Regions from separate parts of the Homo sapiens genome. Here region 2 is linked to region 1. A link is a contact called in ENCODE Hi-C data. All regions are on one chromosome and are shown on one strand. The core of a region is the stretch at or near the end of the contact, and the rest is flanking DNA. Distances in the headings are between cores, read along the strand shown. Region 1 holds the start of POLR2H (RNA polymerase II, I and III subunit H). Region 2 holds the start of TMEM41A-DT (TMEM41A divergent transcript).

Region 1 (4,354 bases), core at 1,236-3,735:
CAAAGCGCTAAAGATTCTGAGGGCAATACAAGAATATAGGCTCTGAAGTCAGATTACTCGCTGTGAAGCCTTGGGTGGTTTACTCAACCTCTCAGAGAAAAATGGGAAAGGCACCACCCACCTCATGAGGACTGTCATTTTTTTGAGACGGAGTCTCGCTCTGCCGCCCAGGCTGGCGTGCAGTGGCGCGATCTTGGCTCACTGCAACCTCCGCCTCCCAGGTTCAGGCAATTCTCCTGCCTTAGCCTCCCAAGTAGCTGGGATTACAGGCGCCCGCCACCACGCCAGGCTAATTTTTGTATTTTTGGTAGAGACGGGGTTTCACCATGTTGGCCAGGCTGGTCTCACAAGACAGTGTCTAGCACAGAGCAGGTAGCGATTATAAATATGCCTAGGAGTTTGCCAGCACCATGACAAAAGGCCACCCAGGCACCGGGCACGGCATGCGTGAAGCCAGAGAGAGCTCGGGAGTCTCCGTTTTCTCATCCATAAAATGTTTACTGAGGGAGGTCCCTACACCAGGACCTGCTGGTAGGGGCAGGCCACAAGAGCTGGGTGGACACGGGGCCCAGGGGCATGTCCGCGAGGTTAGCCTCTTCCTCCAAACCGCCCCTACATACCTTACTTACCTCGGTCAAACTTCTTGCCCTCCGGGTCAATATCCTTCACATCGAAAATATCCTCAAACAGGATGCCCGCCATCGCGAGGGGGCCACGAGAGCAGCAGAAGGGGTGAGAGCGCGACCACAGTTGGGAGTACGTGCACCCCCTAGCGTGGACAAGACCGGAGAGAACCAAAAGCACCTCCTGAAAGCGCGGCGGCCAGACGAGAGTGGCGCATGCGCACAAACAAGCGGTAACGCGACCACTTCCGCCACAGCCTCCCGCTCGGGGCTACTTAACTTCCGTCCCGAAAGATTGCTTCCGAGAGGCTTCGGCATTGAGGGCGGGTCTCATGTCCAGGTGGCTCTGCCCAGGGCGGGGAAGCAATAGGCTGTAGAGCGGGTTCTCGCGCTCCGCTGGGGCCCTACTGCGCCCTCTTCAGAGGCCGGGTTCCGAAGACTGGAATGCGTGGGGGCCTAACCCAGGCAGGGACCTTGATCCTTGGCCCAGAGAAGCCGGGCCCTAGCCCTACCCCGCCGGTCCGCGTGCCCGCCGAGGGCACAGTCCGCGCCGAGGGCAGGTGGAGCAGAACCCCGCCCCAGAGGTGCCCAGCCCCTCCAGCCGGCACCGAGGACCCCGGGGCCGGCCTGGGCCGGCTCGGCCCTGCTGGACGTAACCCGAGCCGGATCCGTCCAGTTTGGGAATTTGCCATGACGTCGCTATGGAGAAGAGGAAAGCCTGCATTGTCCCCTCCTCTCGTACTGCACCCTCCCACCACTGCCCTCCCTCTTCCCCCCAGGCCCTGCTCTCTTCCCCTACACCGCCCCTTCAGCCGGGCTCCCGCCACCCCCCTCCCCCGGGCATTACCCCTCCAGCTTAGTGCTGCGCGTTCCCCCTCCACTGCCTTCTCCTGGACACGGATCCCCTCCGTGCCCCTTCAGCCTGGCACTGCCCTGTCCCTTGGATACCAGCTCTTCCCTCACACTGGCCCTTCCTCCTGAGTGCTGGCTTCTATCACAAGGCCCCCCCTTCCCGGGCACTGCTCCCGCCCCCTGAGCCCCGCCTCTGCCTCCCAAATGCCCCTTACTCCTGGTGCTGGCTCTCCCGCACACTTGTGCGTTTCCTGGGCGCTGCCCTCGCTCCTCTCACACTATCTCTACGCTGCCCATCCACCCTGCGCGCGCTCCGCCCTCTGTTCTATCCTTCCCCAGCCCCTGATAGAGAACCCAGAACACCAGCAGGCAGTTCCCCCAAAGCGGAGGGATGGAAGCAGCGACTTGGGTTCCTCCTTGGGCCCAGCCAGGGAGAAGCGACCCACGCCCGCGTCCCAGGAGTAGACTTCCCGGCACCTGGAGCTCCCTTCCCTCCGGCCTACCCCTTCCGGTGCCCTCCCCAACCTCCACCCCCGCACACCCCGCAGGCCCGGTTGCTCCAAGTGCACCTACCCACGGGAGCCCCGAGAAAAGGAAGGATGAGGAAGACGGCCCCAACCCTCTCCGAATCCTTCCAGCTTTGCTTTTCACCCCTGACGGGGCAGAGGGGCCTTCCCAGGCCTGTCTGGGCCGCTCGTCTCTTCGGAGGGGCAGAGGGGAGGCGGCTCCTAACGGGCTGACCCGGAGGAGTCCGATGTAGACAGCTCCGCAGCCCCCAGCCCCAACCCCTACGGAGCTCAGGCGTCTGCAGCCCCTCCTGCCTGGGCACGGGGAACCGCGAACCCGGGCCGGCCCCTCCACGTGCCAGTAGACCCGCCCCTCCCGGGCGCCCCTCTCCGACCCGGGCATCCGCAGGGAGCCGGCGCGGGCTTGCGCCTTCCCAGCGCCCCTTGCCGCCTCTCGGGAGGCCCCGCGCGGACCCCAGCCTGGCTGGGCCGTCCCCTCCGGATGGGCCGGCGGGCGGAGCAGCGCAGAGGGCACCGCCCTCGGCCCGCCCGCCGGGGAGGGGACGCGAGCGGGAGGCTGCGCCAGCGGCGCCCGCCGGGGGCCCGCCGCACTCTGCTCTCGGCCTCCCGGGCTGCGGGGACGGGACGGCTGCCGGCGCGGACTTTGCGGGCCGGGAGCCGAGTCCAGGACAGAGCCGGAACCGCCGAGGGAGGCGAGAGGGCAGTGCGCGGAGATGGCGGCCGCGGCGGCGGAGGAAGGGATGGAGCCACGGGCGCTGCAGTACGAGCAGACCCTGGTAAGTGAAGCTGAGCTGAGCCCCAGGAGTGCGCTCCGGGACCCCTGCTCCAGGTTACCCTGGGAAGCGCGAGGACCAGGGGCCTACCCTAATCCTGTCCTAGCATTTTGAGCTGGGGAAACTGAGGCTTGGAAGTCTGAGGCTGCAGGGCCGAAGGGATGGAAAACTGCATGCTGGTTTCTGGCTGAGGCTGAGGGCCTGCAGAGGACAAGGACACCAGGTACTTGTCTCAGGTGTCCTTCCCCTCACCCCACAACATGCACGTTTTCTTTGCACCTCCCCTTCACCACCTGGGCCCAAGTCTCAGCACCCCACTGCCCCTTCCGCGGCACCATTCACACCATTGAACTTTCTCTACGCCACTATCTCCACCACCCAAGACATTCTCTGTGTCCCTGCCATGTGCATGGCACCATGCTAAGCATAGAATCGAGTGTGTAGAAAGATGGTCAGCCCCAGACCCTACCTCTGGAGGCTCCACACCCAGCGTTGGCTCCAGGAGCCCCTCAGTTGACTCTGGAAAAAGGTGGCTTGCCACTCTGGGGGACAGGAGCTTTAGGGAGGGTGGGTGAAGCAGGAATGGGTGTGGGAATTGGGACCTTTGTCTATGCTGATGCGGGGTATCCAGCCCCCACCCACCCCAGGGTGTGTCCCCTGACCTCATTAGAAGCAGGGGTCCTGGGCTCTGAGCTGACTTATCGCCCCCATTGTTACTTGGTGTTTGAGAAGCCACGTGACCCTCCTCATGTCACTGGGGTGGAAGACCCAAGCCCTAGGGAAAGGAAGGGGCCCGTGGTTCCTTTTTACCAGCTTGGGCTGGAATTTGCCCAGGAAGGTGGCAGGGAGGGAACGTCTTGGAGAGGAGAGGCTATAAGTCTGGGAGGTGCCCAGTTAGGAGAAAGTAGCTGGATGAATCAGGATGTCAGGGAGAGGTGGGAGTAGAGCAAGGGTAGAGGGGCCAACCCTTGGGATGGGGTAGGAGACACTTGCCAATCTGCCCAGACCAGGATAGGAGCATGGTCAAGGAAGCCAGGCACCTGGCCTCTGAAATGGTGCCTCTTAACACCAGCCACCTCTCCATCTCCGTCCCTTCCAGCTGTCTCTGGAATGAGCTCTCAGGGTCGAGCTCTGTCCCGGGCACTCTGTGCTCCAGCCTGCTCCCGCCCCCCTTCACCATCCTATCCCTTTGTCTTTCTCTCCCACTCTCACCTCCCTCCTCCTACACCGTGCTTGCCTCTTAATACTCTCCATTCTCTTCCTCCTCCGTACTTCTTCCTCTCTCATCCCCTTCTTTCTCTTCTCCATCCCTTCGCCTTCCCTCTCTTTTCTCTTCTACTTTCTCCTCTCTAGTTCCCTCTCTTCTCTTTGCTTTCCCTTTCCTATCTCTCACCCTCTCTCTGTCTCTATCTTTCCCTCCCTCCCTCCCCCCCATCCCAGCCCCAACAGGAGCCCTTTGTGTCCCGAAGCTCTGCGGGTGGCAGCCAGAATCTACTCCTCCCCGCCCCCCAACACACGCCCAGCTTGGCAGGTCTAGCCATGGTTCAGGCGACTCTCCCGTCCCATCACCCCAGCATCC
Region 2 (4,106 bases), core at 427-2,926, 1.1 Mb before region 1:
TTAGCCATCTATCTGGTGACCACACTGTATCAGGATATGTAGAATTGCTTTCCTCTTTTAGGAGGCTACCTAGTATTCCATTTGTGAATAGTTAACCTAGCCAGTCACCAGCTGATGGGCATTTAGGTTGTTCCCAATCTCCTAACATAAAAACAAAGCTGAGAGAATACCCTTAAATATACATCTTTGCTACCTATGGGGATTCTTGGATGTGGAATTAAATTCCAGTACATTCTTGGATGTAGGTTACATTCTTGGACGTAGAATTGCTGAGATCTTGTGCACATGGATTCTGAAAGGTGCTCCCTATTTGGCCCAACAGGTGCTTTAAATGATAGGACAAGGATGCTTTCTCTCTGTTGTCCAGGCTTTTGACACTTTGGAGTTCTCTTTCTGTCCCTTCCTTCGTTTACTCAGTGACATATCATACCAATCCAACTACCCCCAGCCTCCTCCCTCCATGTCCACTGCTGTGGTCCTGGGTCAGGCCTGAGTGCTTTCTTTCTTTCTTTTTTGAGACAAAATTTCGCTCTTGTCGCCAAGGCTGGAGTGCAGTGGTGCAATGTCGGGAAAGTAACTGCAACCTCTGCCTTCCAGGTTCAAGCGATTCTCGTGCCTCAGCCTCCCGAGTAGCTGGGATTACAGGCACATGCCATCATGCTCGGCTAATTATTGTATTTTTAGTACAGACGGGGTTTCACCATGTTGGACAGGCTGGTCTCGAACTCCTGACATCAAGTGATCCGCCCGCCTGGGCCTCCCAAAATCCTCGGATTACAGGCGTGAGCCACCATGCCCAGCCAGGCCGGCGTACTTTCTTATCAGGACAGTTGTGGCTATCAAGTCAGCACGTATTCTAATCATCTGCCAAAGCGAACATCCTAAAACAGGAACGAAATCATTCTCTTACTTAAACACCTCTGTTGGTGTCTCATCTACATTATTAAAAATCTAACTCCTTAGCCTGCCTTCAGTGCACTCTTGTTTGTCCCCAGATTCTCACTTATTTCTCATATACCTTAGGCTTCACTGAAACTGGATTCTGGTGCCTTACCTGGGACCGTGTTCACCCATTCCCTTCTTTTTCTGCTTGAAGAAAAGTGTTGCTCATCCTTGAAGGTAAACTTAAACTCCATGTCCTCCATAAAGCCACACAGTGTTAAGGGCCACTGGTTTTGGACTCAGGTTGACTTGGATTCTTATACTGTCTCTCTTTTGGGGGGATGTCATTTAATTCTTCTGAAACTCAGAGTTTTCATCTGTTAGAGAAAGACAAAAATACCTACCTTGGAGGATGATTGTGAGGCTCAGGGATGCGGGAATATAGTAGGAGCTGAATTAAAAGCAATTCTGATTATTTCCGTGGTCACTATTGCCGCCCCACCGCACTTGATTGCAGCCCCTGGTGCTACACCAGCTACATTTGCTTTATGTGACAGCAGGTTGTGGACAAGACTGCCTTGATCTCTAGACTGCAAGCTCGCTGTGGGCCGGGCTCACGATTCACCCCCGGATCTCCCAGCCCTGGCACCAAGCCGGCACTGGGGGCGCGCCATGCCTGCAGAATAAGTGGGGAAAGCGACAGGGATAAACGTAGAAAAACAAGCACAGACAGACGGAGAGAGGGCAGACTGGGAGGCAGGTTTTTCCCGGAGTCTCCACCGAAGGACAGAGAGGGCGGAGTCAGAATCGGGGGCGGGGGCCTGGCTCAGGAGGTGGGGCCTGGTTCGGAGGCGGGTCTCGGCGCGGACCCCTCCCTGGTCCGTCAGTGAACGTGCTCCGCGGGCTCAGTCCGCCCGCCGCTGCGTCCCGGAGTGCAAGTGAGCTTCTCGGCTGCCCCGCGGGCCGGGGTGCGGAGCCGACATGCGCCCGCTTCTCGGCCTCCTTCTGGTCTTCGCCGGCTGCACCTTCGCCTTGTACTTGCTGTCGACGCGACTGCCCCGCGGGCGGAGACTGGGCTCCACCGAGGAGGCTGGAGGCAGGTGCGTGGCGGGAATCCGGGTTCGGGTCAGAGGAAGGGAGCCGGGTCCGAGGACCGGGGCTGGGAATCGGAGATTCGGAGATTCGGGTTCCGGTATCGGAGGCGTTGGGAATTGAGGTTCACTTATCGGACTGGAATCCGGGTCTGGTATCCGGGCCCGCGTCCGCACGGTCTCGGACAGAAGGGTGGATGGGAGCCCGGCTCCGGGCCTGACTGGGACCTGTGTGGTGCTGGCTGCAGGGTGTGCAGGGCGTCACGCCGCGGTGCCTTTGGTTGGGTGGATTTGCCGAGGGAGACGCGGCGCTGAGCCTGCCCGCGCCGTTGCTTTCCCAGTCCCAGCCCTGGGCCCCATTTCCAGCCCACCTTCGCCCCCGTGCGGGCCCCCAGCCTCTTCAAGTCCACTTTCAACTGTCTCTCCTCCTCCCCACCCCACTTACGTCAGGTCTGCCCTTGAGACTTTAGACATTAGATCTTCAGGAGAAATATTGCATAGACAACTTTAAATTATTCACGAATTAATTATCGACTCTGCCCGTCTTCCTGGTTGTCTCTACTTTTACCTTTTTTTTTTTTTTTTCTGAGACGGAGTCTTGCTCTGTCACCCAGGCTGGAGTGCAGTGGCGCGATCTCGGCTCACTTTAACCTCCTCCTCCCGGGTTCAAGCGATTCACCTGCCTCAGTTTCCCAAGTAATTGGGACTACAGGCGCGCGCCACCACGGCCGGCTAATTTTTGTATTTTTAGTAGGGACGCGGGGGGGGGGTCTCATTATGTTGGCCAGGCTGGTCTCGAACTCCTGACCTCAGGTAATCCGCCTGCCTCAGCCTCCCAAAGTGTTGGGATTACAGGCGTGAGCCATCGCGCCTGGCCTCCTTTTCCCCTTCTAATGAACGACTGGTCGAGGCAGGAGGCAGAGCAATACTTACCTGGCCGGTTTTTGTGAGTGCTGCATACTCTTTATAAAGTGCATGGAAGTGTGCCTAGTACAGCATTGCGTGGTTAAGGGAATTACTGATATTTGACTATTAAGGCAGCTGTTTTCAGTTACTGTATTCTTTTGCTGTAGCTAAGAAGGCTCTGCTGTGGGTGTCGGACATACCGAGAGAAACTCTCGTGAGAAGTAGGAGGGTTTGCTCATGATTAATCAGTGATGGATTCAAGGACTGTTCAGATGGCAGAGGCAAGATAGCCTTGCTACTATAACCCTTGGGCAGGATTCAAAGTGCATTGAGGACCAGATTAAGAGCAGAGTTAAATAGTAGGCTCTTTGAAAGGGTTCGATTCAAGCCTGACATATTATCAAAAAAGTTACATTTATCCTATGGGATAGATATACTTTCCTGAAGAATCTCTAATTGGCTTTATAGTGAATGCTAAAAAGTCGTTTTACTTGGCACCTCAGGAACAGTTTGAAGTCTGAATTGTTCTTGGTTTGTGGGGGAGGCAGTGTCCTTGAAAGGAAGGCAATTTGAGACATTTAGAACTTGCCTGGAAATGAATCCATTTGCCTCTTAAGAACAGATTCTAAAATCCCAGAGCTAAAGGGGAACTTAATGACTGTTTAGCACCAACCTCTCACTTTTTAGATAAGGAAAGAGACTCAGGGACTAGTCCAAGGACGTAAAACAGAAAGTAGCAGGGTTGGGATGCTAACCCAGGTCTCTTGCTTCCAAACTAGGGCTCTCCTGTCTGTCTCCGCAACGTCGTATCAGGTCATCTGTCATTGGGAGTGTATGTGTTCCCAGCAGATCAGATGATGGGCATATTTATAAACCTACTCTGAAAAGAAGACACAGCGAGTGACTTTCATGGGCACTGGACTGATCTGAACTCATGTTTCCATCTGCTTTTCCAAATCCCCAGGTCGCTGTGGTTCCCCTCCGACCTGGCAGAGCTGCGGGAGCTCTCTGAGGTCCTTCGAGAGTACCGGAAGGAGCACCAGGCCTACGTGTTCCTGCTCTTCTGCGGCGCCTACCTCTACAAACAGGGCTTTGCCATCCCCGGCTCCAGCTTCCTGGTCAGTGTCCTGCCCTCCCTCCAACCCTGTTTCCTTATCTGTAAAATTTGGATACTCCCCTGTAACCTCATGGGATTGTTGTGTGGGGATGATTAAAAGTGACAGTGGG

What was found. Hi-C counts contacts between places; a loop is a spot of excess contacts on that map. Pooled maps may share reads with other maps.
Region 2: a map of naive thymus-derived CD4-positive, alpha-beta T cell shows a loop between it and region 1 (10-fold over the local background). The contact joins the promoter of TMEM41A-DT here to the promoter of POLR2H in region 1. A Hi-C loop is called at or near these places in 1 of 168 maps with a recorded cell type or tissue (naive thymus-derived CD4-positive, alpha-beta T cell), 5 of 37 single-sample maps with no recorded cell type and 10 of 50 pooled maps.

The regions. Positions count from the first base shown.
Region 1 is chr3:184,359,841-184,364,194 of GRCh38, reverse strand. It overlaps POLR2H (RNA polymerase II, I and III subunit H), which reads right to left and starts at 2,485. Exons shown (of 6, transcript NM_006232.5): 1 at 2,049-2,485; 2 at 630-1,322. The coding sequence starts at 702. It overlaps CLCN2 (chloride voltage-gated channel 2), which reads left to right and starts at 2,590. Exons shown (of 24, transcript NM_004366.6): 1 at 2,590-2,778. The coding sequence starts at 2,716. LOC124906311 (a long non-coding RNA gene) reads right to left here and starts at 3,868. Exons shown (of 3, transcript XR_007096193.1): 1 at 3,438-3,868; 2 at 3,245-3,331; 3 at 2,884-2,976. RefSeq lists enhancers at 46-115, 476-595, 3,933-4,354 and silencers at 816-995, 1,056-1,325, 1,396-1,665, 2,226-2,815.
Region 2 is chr3:185,496,719-185,500,824 of GRCh38, reverse strand. TMEM41A-DT (TMEM41A divergent transcript) reads right to left here and starts at 1,676. Exons shown (of 3, transcript XR_924792.3): 1 at 1,055-1,676. TMEM41A (transmembrane protein 41A) reads left to right here and starts at 1,790. Exons shown (of 5, transcript NM_080652.4): 1 at 1,790-1,982; 2 at 3,844-3,997. The coding sequence starts at 1,864. RefSeq lists a silencer at 1,669-1,808.